Regions from separate parts of the Homo sapiens genome. Here region 2 is linked to region 1. Evidence: chromatin contacts called from ENCODE Hi-C or POLR2A ChIA-PET data. All regions are on one chromosome and are shown on one strand. The core of a region is the stretch at or near the end of the contact, and the rest is flanking DNA. Distances in the headings are between cores, read along the strand shown.

The links. Hi-C counts contacts between places; a loop is a spot of excess contacts on that map. ChIA-PET counts read pairs that join two places held with the same protein, here RNA polymerase II (POLR2A). Pooled maps may share reads with other maps.
Region 2: a loop to region 1 is called in a map of naive thymus-derived CD4-positive, alpha-beta T cell, with 17 times the contacts of the local background. The contact joins two enhancer-like sites. A Hi-C loop is called at or near these places in 4 of 168 maps with a recorded cell type or tissue (CD4-positive, alpha-beta T cell, CD8-positive, alpha-beta T cell, K562 and 1 more) and 11 of 50 pooled maps. POLR2A ChIA-PET finds 5 or more read pairs at or near these places in 1 of 52 experiments (activated CD8-positive, alpha-beta memory T cell).

The regions. Positions count from the first base shown.
Region 1 is chr3:15,625,803-15,632,193 of GRCh38, forward strand. The region is part of intron 1 of BTD (biotinidase); the gene reads left to right. Among named protein-coding and RNA genes, the nearest start is that of BTD, 27 kb to the left of the region's middle. Within about 2 kb of position 5,034, at least 12 of the 41 ENCODE cell types and tissues checked have a DNase peak (open chromatin) inside an H3K27ac peak, as active enhancers do.
Region 2 is chr3:16,548,266-16,554,726 of GRCh38, forward strand. No RefSeq gene overlaps it. Among named protein-coding and RNA genes, the nearest start is that of LINC00690, 15 kb to the left of the region's middle. Within about 2 kb of position 2,671, at least 3 of the 41 ENCODE cell types and tissues checked have a DNase peak (open chromatin) inside an H3K27ac peak, as active enhancers do.

The sequences.
Region 1 (6,391 bases), core at 3,784-6,283:
CCTCGGCCTCCCAAAGTGCTGGGATTACAGGCGTGAGCCACCACGCCTGGCCCAGTTTTAATTTTTTATTTTGCATATAAGTTCAAAGCCTTCCAAAGTGTTTGTTTATGATTTATTTTCTTGTTAAAATCTGTTCTTGTTCATTGCCTGTTTATAAGTGTTGTCTTGATGTTTATTTTTTGCATGTACATTTTAATTTGTCAATCTGTTTCTTCTTTTATTTCAACTGTTCCAAATTTTAGAAAGTTGTTTCAAGTATCTGATACCTAATTCTAATTTATGCTAGCTTTTCTAACATTTGATATTCAACTTCTGATTTTGAGTTTATTTTTGTGTATGGCCTAAGATGCTATTATTCCTGTTGTTATTCATCCATCCCAGTATCATATTCAATCAACCTCCCCCACCACCACCACTATTTTGAGTGTGGTTGCATTAAAAAGCATGTGGGCTTTTGGTCAGAATAGATTTGGGTGAAATCCTGGCTATGGGTAGCAGTCTCCTTCTACTTTAAGAGTAACTTCTTCACAAAAGGAGCTAGATGATCCTCTGCTTTGCCTCTAATGCTGAGGAATGTTGCACCTACAACTATCATGGAAGACGCTGAAACCTCCATTACCCAATCCTGTACTCCCAGCACCCTCAGGGAGCCCCACCTCTGGAGGACTCAGACACTCATGCCAGGTAAAGCTGTAGGACAGAGGCCAGGCATGGTGGCTCACAGCTGTAATCCCAGCACTTTAGGTGAGAGGATTGCTTCAGGCCTGGAGTCGAGACTAGCCTGAGTCACATAGCAAGACCCCATCTCTACAAAAAATTAAAAAATTAGTCACACATGGTAGCATGCACCTGTAGTCCCAGCTACTTGAGAGGCTGTTGGGGAGGGATCACTTGAGCCTAGGAGTTTGAGGCTGCTGTGAGCTATGTATGATCATGCCACTGTACTCCAGCCTGGGCAACAGAGCAAGACCCTGTCTCAAAAAAAAAAAAAAAGAAAAGAAAAGAAAAAGAAGCTATAGGACATAGGGGAGCTAGTCATATGTCTGTCCTACTGAGACTCTAGATGGCACAAGGCAATGGCACTTGTGTTAGAACCAGAATGCAGCTATGGCTGACTTGGAACCGTCTGTCAGAGGAAAAAAGGCATGCAAATAGTTACTCATTTGACCAAAGCAGAAGAAAACCAAAATGTCCAATGCCTCCAGGAAGAAAGGCAAAGATAGAGATACTAATCATTTCTCTACACATCTGCCATGCCATGGGTGAAGAAGACAGCCAAGTTGGTGAACAGATCTGGAAAGGTTACCATCATTCTTGATTGAGCTCTGCCCTCCAACCGAACACCCCTGAGCAGCCACGGCATGCCGGCTCACCGTGCTTCCCACCACGCATGGATCAAGAGCACCTCCACAGGTTCTCAGAAGCTACGGCACCAGGACCCATTTGCCTGCTTTTTGCTGTTCCTCTTAAGACAGGGTCCTGCAATCACAGCTCACCGCAACCCCTGCCTCCCAGGCTCAAGTGATGCTCCCATCTCATCCTTCCGAGTAGCTAGGACTACAAGTGCATGCCACCATGCCCAGCTAATTAAAAAAATTTTTTTTTGGTAGAGACAGTGTTTCTCCATGTTGCCCAGGCTAGTTTCAACCTCCTGGGCTCAAGCAATCCTCCTGCCTCACCCTCCCAAAGTGTTGGGATTACAGGCATTAGTTACTGTGCCTGGCCTCTCTTGGTAATTTTGACTATGCCACTCCTAAATATATGCCTCTTGGCCTCTGCATGAGAGAAGGTGGCCTTTGATGTGTTATTTCCAGCACTGTGGTTTACTTTAGCTTTTTAAATTGTTTCTTTCATAATTTCTACTATCATCCAGCGTCAGTGTTTCTAGCCTATCCTATTAAGGGTTATTCTTTTGTTTTGTTTTGTTTTGTTTTTTGAGATGGAGTTTCGCTCTTATTGCCCAGGCTGGAGTGCAATGGCACGATCTCGGCTCACTGCAATCTCTGCCTCCGAGGTTCAAGCTATTCTCTTGCTTCAGCCTCCCAAGTAGCTGGGATTACAGTGCCTGCCACCACGCCTGGCTAATTTTTTGTGCTTTTAGTAGAGTTGGGGTTTCACCATGTTGGCTAGGCTGGTCTTGAACTCCTGACCTCAGGTGATCTACCCACCTTGGCCTCCCAAAGTGCTGGGATTACAGGCATGAGCCACCATGCCCAGCCCCAAGGGTTATTCTTTTGATTTGGGGAACAGGGTTCCTTGGCCCTATTACCCACCACATTGTTCTCCACTCTTTGCATCCTGAGCATCTCCATCTGCATTTTTCACTCCTGAGTACTGGCAGAGATGAGCACAAGGGTAATGGGACTTGATGTAGTGACATTGTATCCACCACATGCTTAGAGAGGTTACATCCACCACAAGCTTAGAGATTCTGTATCCACCACAGGCTTAGAGAGGTTGTATCCATCATACAGTTATGTTGCATCCACCATACATCTAGAGATGTTGTGTGCACTATACAATCAGCAATATTGTGTCCATCATACATTTAATAATCACAAAGCCATTACATGGCCCACATTTCTGAGCACATCTTCCCTGAAAATTTTGACACGTAGTTCTAGGACATCACATTTTCCATGCACTGGTTCTTTTTCTTCTGGATGTCAAGCCCTCAGGTCCACATTATCTAGAAGGTGTTCTTTAAGGTAGTCCAAGAAGGAAATGGGTAAGAAATTTCCCAAAGGCTTTTAAAAGCAATACCTTGCTGACACTCATTGAAACTCATTTCAGAGAATTTGACGATGGTTTTTGGAAGCCATAAGCATTCCAGAAGAACAGAGTAGCTAGAAGTGCCCCCACCATTCATGTGTCCCAGGACTGACTGACAGTGGAAAAGCTTTATGTGTGTGTATTTTCCTTGCTGCCTGGTCAAGGTCTCCAATCAATAGTTTAAGACTTTTTCACAGTTCATTTTCGACCACCGAAGATTTCCTTTAACTTTCCTGCAAACTCAAATATGCATTTAAAAATAATCTGTTTCATTTTTGCAGGATATGGTTGAAACATTTTTCAGATTATCTAGTCTACCATATTGCCCCCCACCTTTTTTTAAATCAGGAATTTTATTTAAGTAAAAACCAATAACAACCTGGTTCTTCAATGGTATTCCTGCCATAGCTAAGACAAGCACTGAGTCCTTTAACTGACCTGCATCAAATTGTTTAGGGGAGATTTTTCCTTCTAGTTTGAGTGTTTAATGCTTTCTTTGCTGCTTATTTTCATTAAATATGGTAGAAATACTTTGAAATCTGCCCAGATTCCATCAGCCCTATTGGAGAGGCACCTGAGAAATGAAGATGATGTTTCTGACTCATAACTTTCTTTGACATAAGGGAACAATAGGAGTCAGAATATAGGATATACATTCCTCTATCTTCTACTCAATTGGTTCTCCAAGTGTGACTCAGACCAGGAGCATCAGCATCACCTTGGAATTTGCCATAAAATGCAGATTCTCAGACCCTATTCCATACCTACTCAATCAAAACTTCCAGGCATGGGCTCCAGAGATCTGTGTGTTCAAGCCTTCAGGTGACTCTGATGGCGTGCTTACATTTGAGACCCTCTGCTCTGGTCTGATCACCCAGAATCTCCCTTGGGAGAGCTACCTTGAAATTTCTGCTTATTTCCCCTGCAGCGTATTGAAGACTCCACGGTGGTTGTTTTGTTTTGTTTTGAGATGGAATCTCACTCTGTCACCCAGGCTGGAGTGCAATGGTGCGATTTGGGCTCACTGCAACCTCCGCCGCCCGAGTTCAAGCGATTCTCCTGCCTCAGCCTCCCGGAGTAGCTGGGATTACAGACACGTGCCACCATGCCCGGCAAACTTTTTGTATTTTTAGTACAGACAGGGTTTCACCTCCGCAGTGGTCATTAAAGCTTGACCACTAAATTGCCCTGGTTCTTCAACATGCACTAGGCAGGCTGGACCAGAAGCCAGGAGACCTGGCTCCCAGTCTCATTATCATTACTAACCAGTCCTGGAGTTTTCCCTCACCATGAAGATGGAATTTTTACCATCTGCTTTCTCTGCTTTGTGTGGCAGGAAGATAAAAAAATAATAATAATGGATATTCAAACGGTTTATATTGCATGTAAAATGCAATGTGGCATTGATTGTAGATCCCTTAATTCAGACAGATTTCCCCACGCAGACGCTGTGTGTCACAGGGGGAATGGGCAGCGTCACTTTTTACATCCAGTCATATTGTATGAAATTGCAACAAATTCAAAAAGATGCCATCGTGGGAGTGTGGTGAGTAAAAAACAGCTTTCATGAAACTCAAATCTTGAAAGTCAGATGCTTTCTGGGTCTTGTTTAACTGTAAAAGAGATAGATGAAGTATTAGAAATGGAGAAGGAAAGGGGGGAAAAGCCATCCATTTACTGCTTAAGAATGGCTCTGCTATTGCGATACCTAAGGTCACATGCGTAGCCACTTGGGTTAATGATACTCAGTTTGTCCACGGAGTGGCAGTAGCAACTGTCTGAGAATCAGTCTCAGCCGGGGTTCCTTCTGTCTATAGAAAGTGAAAGACAGACTGTTATTCAAATTCCATGTGCAAAAAAGCCTTCTTACATTAAATACCTGGGCATTTCAGGAAGAAGTTTTATTTGACTTAAACTGTGAAGGCAGTTTCTCATTTGAGGAAAAGAAAGATATAACGTGTTTCAGTTGAAATGTCAAGATCCTTTGATTGCACATTTGGTTTCCTAGGATAAATTATTCTAGCCAATGGAGCAGAAACTGGCTAATCAAAGGCACAGTGCACAGTTACACTTCTGTATATCATTCTCTTTTTTTAAAATAATAGCTGGAATTTTTTTTGAAAGTGAAATTACAATTTACCACCTCAACTCAGAGGACATATTAGCTTGATAACTTATTCACAGTTGCTGGTGAGTTCAGGCTTAAATCATCAGCTGTCACTCACAAGTGTTTACCCTTGAACTTTCCGAATGAGACATCAAACGTCTTGGTAGTGGGTGGGTTTAAACAAAGCTGCCCACGCGAGAACCATTGTGGAGCTTCTTGTTCCAGGGGCCGGTCACGGACAAGCTCATGACCAGCACACTCAGATGTGACAATCAGATAACAAGAGGCAAGAGAAGACTTTCTGGGAAATAAAAGATCATTTTTGTGATTTCTTTAAATTCAGATCATATAAATTAGGTGAAGATAGACATTATTTCTCCTGTTTATGTAAAAGAATTTAGACAATGAAGTCACGAAATTCATGAGAATAATTTAAAGACTGTTGGAACTTCCCAATGTTTTTCTTGGCATTCAGTCACTACACATAGAAATGTATACTATGCCGGTTCCTAATGACTTAGCAGTTCCCTCAGGCTTTGTTCCACAGGATGTGACATCTCCTCTGCCAACTTTTCCTGCCTCCTTTCCTAATCATAGGATTGCTATTCTCCCTGACAAGTAAAGAATGACAAGATATTTTATTAAAAAGATGTTTTATTTATCTTTTAAAGATTTTTTAATGTATGTATCTGCCTCTGAAATTATTAAGAATGCCTTAATAATAATCCCTCTCATTTTATTTCAGAAGACACTATTGTAATAGCATGGCTAGGAAGGAAACACAGCTAATTATTAAGATGAATCATTTAGCAAGGTGGGGAAAAATCCCTTGTGTGTAAAAATATCTAGTGATTGACATATTACCAAATTTACATGAAATAGATTTCCATGTAATTGAGACTGATTTTTCCTATTAGATGGAAAGAACCTTCCTGATCAGGACTGGTGTTGGGGGAATGTTTTCCTTATGAAATCAGAAGCAGAGCTTCTGTAGGGCCGTCCAAGATCAGGATGCTTACTTCAAGATGCCACTCTGCATCTCTCCCCACCTGCCAAGTGTTTCCTGTCTCCCAGATGCTTTCTATTGGCTTATTGTAAGGACTTTGACTTCTGCGCTACGTGAACTGGGGAGTCACTGGAAGAGTTTCAGAGGTGCACCTTGGTAGACTCAGGCTTTCTCTGGATCTCACTGGCTGCTCTTATGAGTCCAGAATGGAAGAGGATGAGGACAAATGCAGGGGGATGTTAGGAGACCACTAAGCAGGTCCCTGTCATTTCTCTCTCTGTGATTCCTTTTGCTGCCACTTTCTCCTTGTCCCCTTGGCTCCAGCCCCCTGCTGTCCTTGCTGTTTCTTGCACCCGCCCGTGAGGCATGCTCCTGCCTCAGGCTCTCTGCCTGCCGTGCTCTCACCTCGCAGACCCACGTGATTTCCTCCCGAACCCCCTTCAGGCCTCGGTCCAAACATCACCCTCTCATCGAGGTCTTCCTTGACCACACTGCTTAAAATTGTC
Region 2 (6,461 bases), core at 1,421-3,920, 920 kb after region 1:
AATCAATGCCAGTACTGCCTCCCTACAAACTTAGTACCTAGTCACTCAGAGATGAGACTATGGAGTCAGACTTCCTAGGTTCAAATTCTAACTTTACCACTTACCAGTTGTGTGACTTTGGACTTCTCTGTGCCTCATATTTCTGATTTGTATACCTACCCTGTAGTATTCGTTTTAGAATTAAATGAATTGATATGTGGAGAATGCTAGAACCATAACTGATCACTCAAACATTTAACATTTTTTTATCATTTAAGACATTTTGTGTTGCATCTTCTAGTTGTTGCTTTTGAAAGCATCCTATGTAACACAGCAACTTTCAGTTAACCTTTCTCCTGTCAAAAAGTTAGGAAACTAACAACAAAAAGGCAAACCATCCCTTAAACAATGAAAAAAGGACTTGAATAGATATTTCTCCAAAGAAGACAGACCATGGCCCACAAACACATGAAAACACACTCAGTATCATTCATCATTAGGGGAATGCAAATAAAAATGAGGCACCGCTGCACACTCATTAGGATGGGAATAATTTTAAAAAAAAAGAAAACAGAAAATAGCGAGTATGGGTGAGGATGTGGAGAAACTGGAATTTGTATATTGCTGGTGGGAATGTAATACGGTTCAGCCACTGTGGGAAACAGTTGGCGGTTCCTCAAATGACTCAACACAGCATCACCACAGGACCCAGCAATTCCACTCCTAGGTGTCTGTACCCAAAAGAATTGAAAACAGGGACACAAGTACATGTATACACATGTTCATGGCAGCACAGTAGCCAAAAGGTGGAAGCAAACCACATGTCCATTGATGGATGAATGGATAAATTAATTGTGATATATACATACAGTGGAATAATATTCAGCCATAATAAATTAGAAAAAAATGATGAGAAATGGGAAAAATATCCCATTTACAAAAGCAACCAAAATCAAATACTCAGGATCAAACACAGAAGAAAAACAAAACGACCTAAGGACATGGAAGAAGACTTGAAATGCAGGGAAACATCACGCACCTGAATGAGAAGGCTCGGGGCCGACATAATGTCAATTATTTCCAAATCAATCTGTGAATTTAATCCATCTTTAATTTTTTAACTTGACAAACTGATTTTTAAATTCTACTCAAAGAATAAATATGTGAAAGTAACTAAAATAATTTTTTTTAAAAGGAGCCAGGTGTGGTGGTTACGGGACTGTATTTCTAGTTACTCTGGAGGCTGAACTGAGACAGAAGGATTGCTTGAGCCCAGAAGTTTAAGACCAGCCTGGGCAACATAGTGAGACCCCATTTAAAAAATTAAAGGGGATAGCTGTTACTAGATAGTAAGATATATTTCAAAATTACTCTAATTTGGGAATTTGATACCAACATAGGAATGAGAAAATTGATTACTGAACCAGAAATCAGAATTTATCATATACTGATTGGTATGTGCAATTGGTAGGAAAAGGAAAGATTAATTAAATAGTCTGGGAACAACCGGCTTGAAACTAATATACTAAAATAAATTCCACAGGGATTAAATACAAAAATAAAACTACAATAGAACTCAAAGAAAATACAAGTAAATATTTTCCCATTTACCAGAACTCATCCATATGGCTCAACTCAACCGCAGGGGAGGCTTGAAAACGTGTGTGGCTCTTTGGGAAGCACTCACTGTTACTGCCATAGATACCTAACCTATTTCTAGGAATGAGGGAAAGGATGAAACAAAGGATTGAAACCGAAGGGCTTTCTGCCTATCCTTATGTTTATCAAAAAATTCCAATACCCAAAATACACCATCCCACAATTATAATTGGTTGCATAGGCAAAGCTTCTCTTTCTCATTTGATAATCCTGTATATCTTTATAAGGAGCACATTTTTAGCTGATATTCCAGCTGCATATTGGAATTACATCTGTTCTCATTCTCTTGTTAATAATGTTAATAACGAAGCTTGACTAATAAATTGCAAGGGCTAACTTTGGAGTGACTGGTTCAAAATTCCTTGCTAGTGAGGAAAACAAAAGAACAAATATATTTTAAGAATAGATCCACCATAATAACATGCTGATGGTCAAAACTGATCAGGTAATTTGGATGAAGCCTCACACCTTCTTACACTTTGCAAAAGAAATAGCAGGAAAGGACAGACAAGCCTGGGCTCCTGTTCAGCCCTGGGGAGGAAGCAGGTACAATGGAGCTGGCAGTGTGGTCATTCCTGCTGTGCCAAGCCAATTTGCTTGAACTTGAAACAGAAGTGTTAACCTCACGGCACGCAAGTCCACCCATCCTCTGCTTTTGCCCTCCTTGGGGGCTTTCAGTGGCGCTTGTTGGGGGGAGAAAAAGGTGCTTGTTTTATTCCCAGTTGTACAGAGCAGCTGATCAGTGTCTGCACGACTTCTTGAACAAAGAATGTATTTCAGACCTTCTTATTGCTTGCTTACTTCATTTAACATTTAACAGATGTCAGTTGTGACACACACACACTTTCTCCCTAGGCAATGGATTAAGGCAAATTTCATTTTATGCCTGGCACGAAAGCCATGCTACATTGTATATTGAAAGACTTTTTTTTTTTTTTAAGAGAGAAAGAGGGGAAAAACAATTCTGCCTTAAAATCCCTAATAATGCAAGAAAACCAATTTCCGCAAAGGCATTGTCCTGGAAAGCTTTGTTGGTTTATGGTGCCACCTAATGGGGATGTGTCAGATTACACAAGGGCTATTGCATCAGGTCGCACACCCTGTCATGGTGAACACACTGGTGGTGTGTGGCTGGGAATGCAGTTTATGCAGATGCCTGTGCTGGATGAGATGTTATCGTCACGTACTGTGTCTATGTCTAGTTATTTAACCTTGGGCAAGTCCCTCCACGCCTCTGAACTCAAGGATCCTCACCTAAAGGAGGCTTCTGGATGCCTTCTTTGTGAGACTGTTCACAGGACAAAGAAAAGGTGTACTTGGCTGGGCGAGGTGGCTCATGTCTGCAATCCCAACACTTTGGGAGGCTGAGGCAGGAGGATCACTTGAGGCCAGAAGTTTGAGACCAGCCTGGGCAAGATGGCAAGACCCCATTTCTACAAAATAAAAATTAAAAAATTAGCTGGGTGTGGTGTGTGAGCCTGTATCATACTCCATATCTGGGTAACAGAGAGACTCTGTCAAGAAAGAAAGAAAGAGAAGAAAGAGGAGAAAGAAAGATGAGAAAGAAAGAAAAAAGAGAAAGAGAAAAAAGAAATAAAGAAAAGGAAGAGAGAGAAGGAAAGAGAGGGAGTGAGGAAGGAAAAGAAGGAAGGGAGCAAGGAAACAAAGGAAGAAAAAGAGGGAAGGAAGAAGGAAGGAAAAAGAGAAAGAAAAGAAAGAGAAAGAAGAAAGAGAAAGAAAGGAAGGAAGAAGAAAGAAAGAAAAAGAAAGAAAGAAAGGGGAAAGAAAAGGTATATTTGAAATGGAGACATAGCCCAAGGCTCTTAAACTCAGGGTTATGTCAGTCATGATGTAATAAAATCATGAGGCCCTACATATATTGTTTTTCTCCTTTTGGTATAAGCTTGGGTTTCAGAGCCATGTTTTTCGACGCCAGTAAAACTTCCAGCACTAGCATGGAAATGAACTGCAGTCGATGGCTGCCCTCAAGGTTGGAGAGGGGATAGGAAACTGGGGCTGCGTTGAACTGGACAACACTTGTCTGGTCTCAGGTGGATGACTGGTGTCAGCCCAGAATGGCCAGGAGGTGTGGCAAGATTTTCCTGTTTGCCTAAAGAAAGTAACCACTTGGGATCTCCTGCTTGTAAATGTTGGCCCAAGTTTTTGAACTCTACAGGGGCTAAAGAAATCATCCCCGAGGACTGAGTTCAGCTTGTGGGTCTCCAGCTTGCGCTCTCTGCTGTTCATTGCTATAGTCTTGCAAGAAGGTGGGTGCTAGGTGTGGAGCCCACTCTATCCAGGGTACTCTATCTGTGGGGAAGGGGGGCTCAATGCTCCATGTCTTGGGGGAGGATAGTGGGAATCTAGTGGCAGAATCAGGAGTGGGGACCTGAATCATTATGTTACTGGCCTGAGGCCAGAAGCTCAGCCTGGTGGAGGCCTAGGTAAGGCCTTCCCTGGTTGTCAATCCTCCTTCCTCGCCACCATGTCTTTCTCTCCTCTTCCTTGGAACGGCTTTCCCTGAAGCCTCCAGGCTTCTCTGATGAGATCCCCTCAAGAGCTAAACAGTTACTGGACACCATTGAGAAGAGTGCCAGACTGAGAGTCAGACCTGTGCATACACACTTGCTGTGTGGCCTTGAGGGGGAACCTCCACCTCTCTGAGTCTTTGTTTCCTCATTTATAAAGTGGGGAGGAAGAGAAAAGCCTTTCCCAGCTTCTCAGGATGGCACCTGGGTACAGATCATAGAGATGATGCATGAGGCGTGCTTTGTGAACTTGAAAGTGCTGAGCAGTACTTGGTTATTGTAAAACAATGACATCTACTTTGAATAATTCTTAAATCCTGGTACAGAATTAAGAAAGGATCATCTATTCATTTAGTCAACTATTTGTTCAAGAAATACGTACTGAGCCTCCATTATGTGCCAGGTACGTCTAAGCAATGACTAAGACAGACATGGATTGCCTGTCATGGAATGTCAATTCTAGAGTAGGAGGTAGAGAATAGGGAAGAAAGGAGGGAAAGAGGGAAGGAGGGAAGGAAGGAAGGAAGAAGGGAAAGAAGGAAGAAGGAAAGGAAGGGAAGGGGGGAAGGACAGAAGGAATGAGGGAGGGAGGAAAGGAAGGAAGGAAAGAAGGAGGGGAGAAGGGGAGGAGGGAGGGAGGGAAGGAAAGAAGGCGGCTTGAAATTGGCCATGATGAGTATTTACACCACCAACATTGAAAAACTCAGTAAATCAGGGTCCTTCCTGCAGGCTGACTTTTAAATATTTGCCATCAACTACTGAAGCCAGAGATTAGAGTGAGGAGCCAGAGGAGGATTCTGAGTGCAGGAGAAACACAATTTGCTATCAATTTTATCCATTTTTCAAAGTTTCCTCTTCATGATGTGGAGAATAGGCTGCAGCCAGGCACAGCAGCAGCGGGAGTATCAGCCTAGAAGGCTGTGAAATAACACAGGCATGAGATGCAAGGTTGGGCTAGCAATGGAGTAGCCAAACACGGATGGTTGGGATATGATGGGGGGCAAGGCTGATGGCATTCATTTGTGGATTGGCTGTGGGGTAAAGATAGAGACACAGCTGGTGAATCATACAGACACACTCTGTTCATGAAGAGCTTACACTTTAGTGGGAGAAACAAAGCAGGCAGTCAGCTAGGACTCCCACAAATATTTAGTTATAGTGGCTCTCGATGACATATAACGCAGGGAAACCTAGCCAAGTTTGGAAATGACATTTAAGCTTTGCTAAGGTGAGGTACGGTACAATCACACACCCATGGAGATATTTACATATTTCCTCCACAACTGATTTGGTTCTGCAAACATGCAAGGCCCCAAACATGTCATTCGCTAGTAATGGACTATGGCAAGGAGGAATCAGGAACGTGGAAGCTTTCAAAAATTGCCTACCCACCCAACTTCTGGGTTTTGCCTGTTCCGTCAGGATCCGCTGTGAGCTGCTAGGGTAATGGGGCAAACGGTGGAGATGCAAATGAAAATAGAAATGCTGAGAGAACAGGTTATCTAGTGGAAAGAGGGTGCCAAAGGAAGCAGGGTAGCTAGTGTGAGTGGACTGTTTGATACAGTTTGGGAAAGAGAAAGTTTTGGAGGAGAGCAGGTACCCTGATAAGGGGAGTCTTGAGGAAGCAGATAGGCGATGAGTTTCTTCAGGGCTGATGAATGGTTGTGTTATTCAACCGGTTCTGCACTGACCACCATGTGACTTTGCTCCTAAGAAAAAGCAGAATATATTTCCCCACCCCTGGATTTGGGGTTTGGCCATGTAATTTGCTTTGGCTGAAAGACGGAGATGAATGGGAGTGACAGGGAGCCAGTTATGAGATTTCTGCCTTAAAGGCTTTCCACATTTGCCATTGCCATCTGCCATTGTTTGCCACACGAGGAGAATGAGAGACACACGCTGCAGAGCCAGCCCAGCTGAGCCCTGCCTATGTCAGCCAAAAAGCAGCTGACCTGCAGACATGAGAGCAGTTATAAATGATCATTGCTTTACCCTGCCGAGTCTTGAGGAGGTTTTTGCACAGCAACAGCTGACTAATGCAGGGCTTTACTGTGTGTCCCACAGTGTAGTTTGGCTTTTCCTCATTTGACTTAAGTAGAGACTTTAATTAGTTCTAAATGCTTTCCAAATGGTTACTATTTCTTTTGATAGTATTGAAACTGCCTTTGCAAAAACTATGTCAGTGAGAAAAATTATAACAGTAAGCTGAGCTAAATTGTTGCAGGTAGTTAGATGGGCATGAGCGGGGCAGGAGAGTGCTCTTCCCCCACCTACTAGGAATGTCAGGTGATGGTC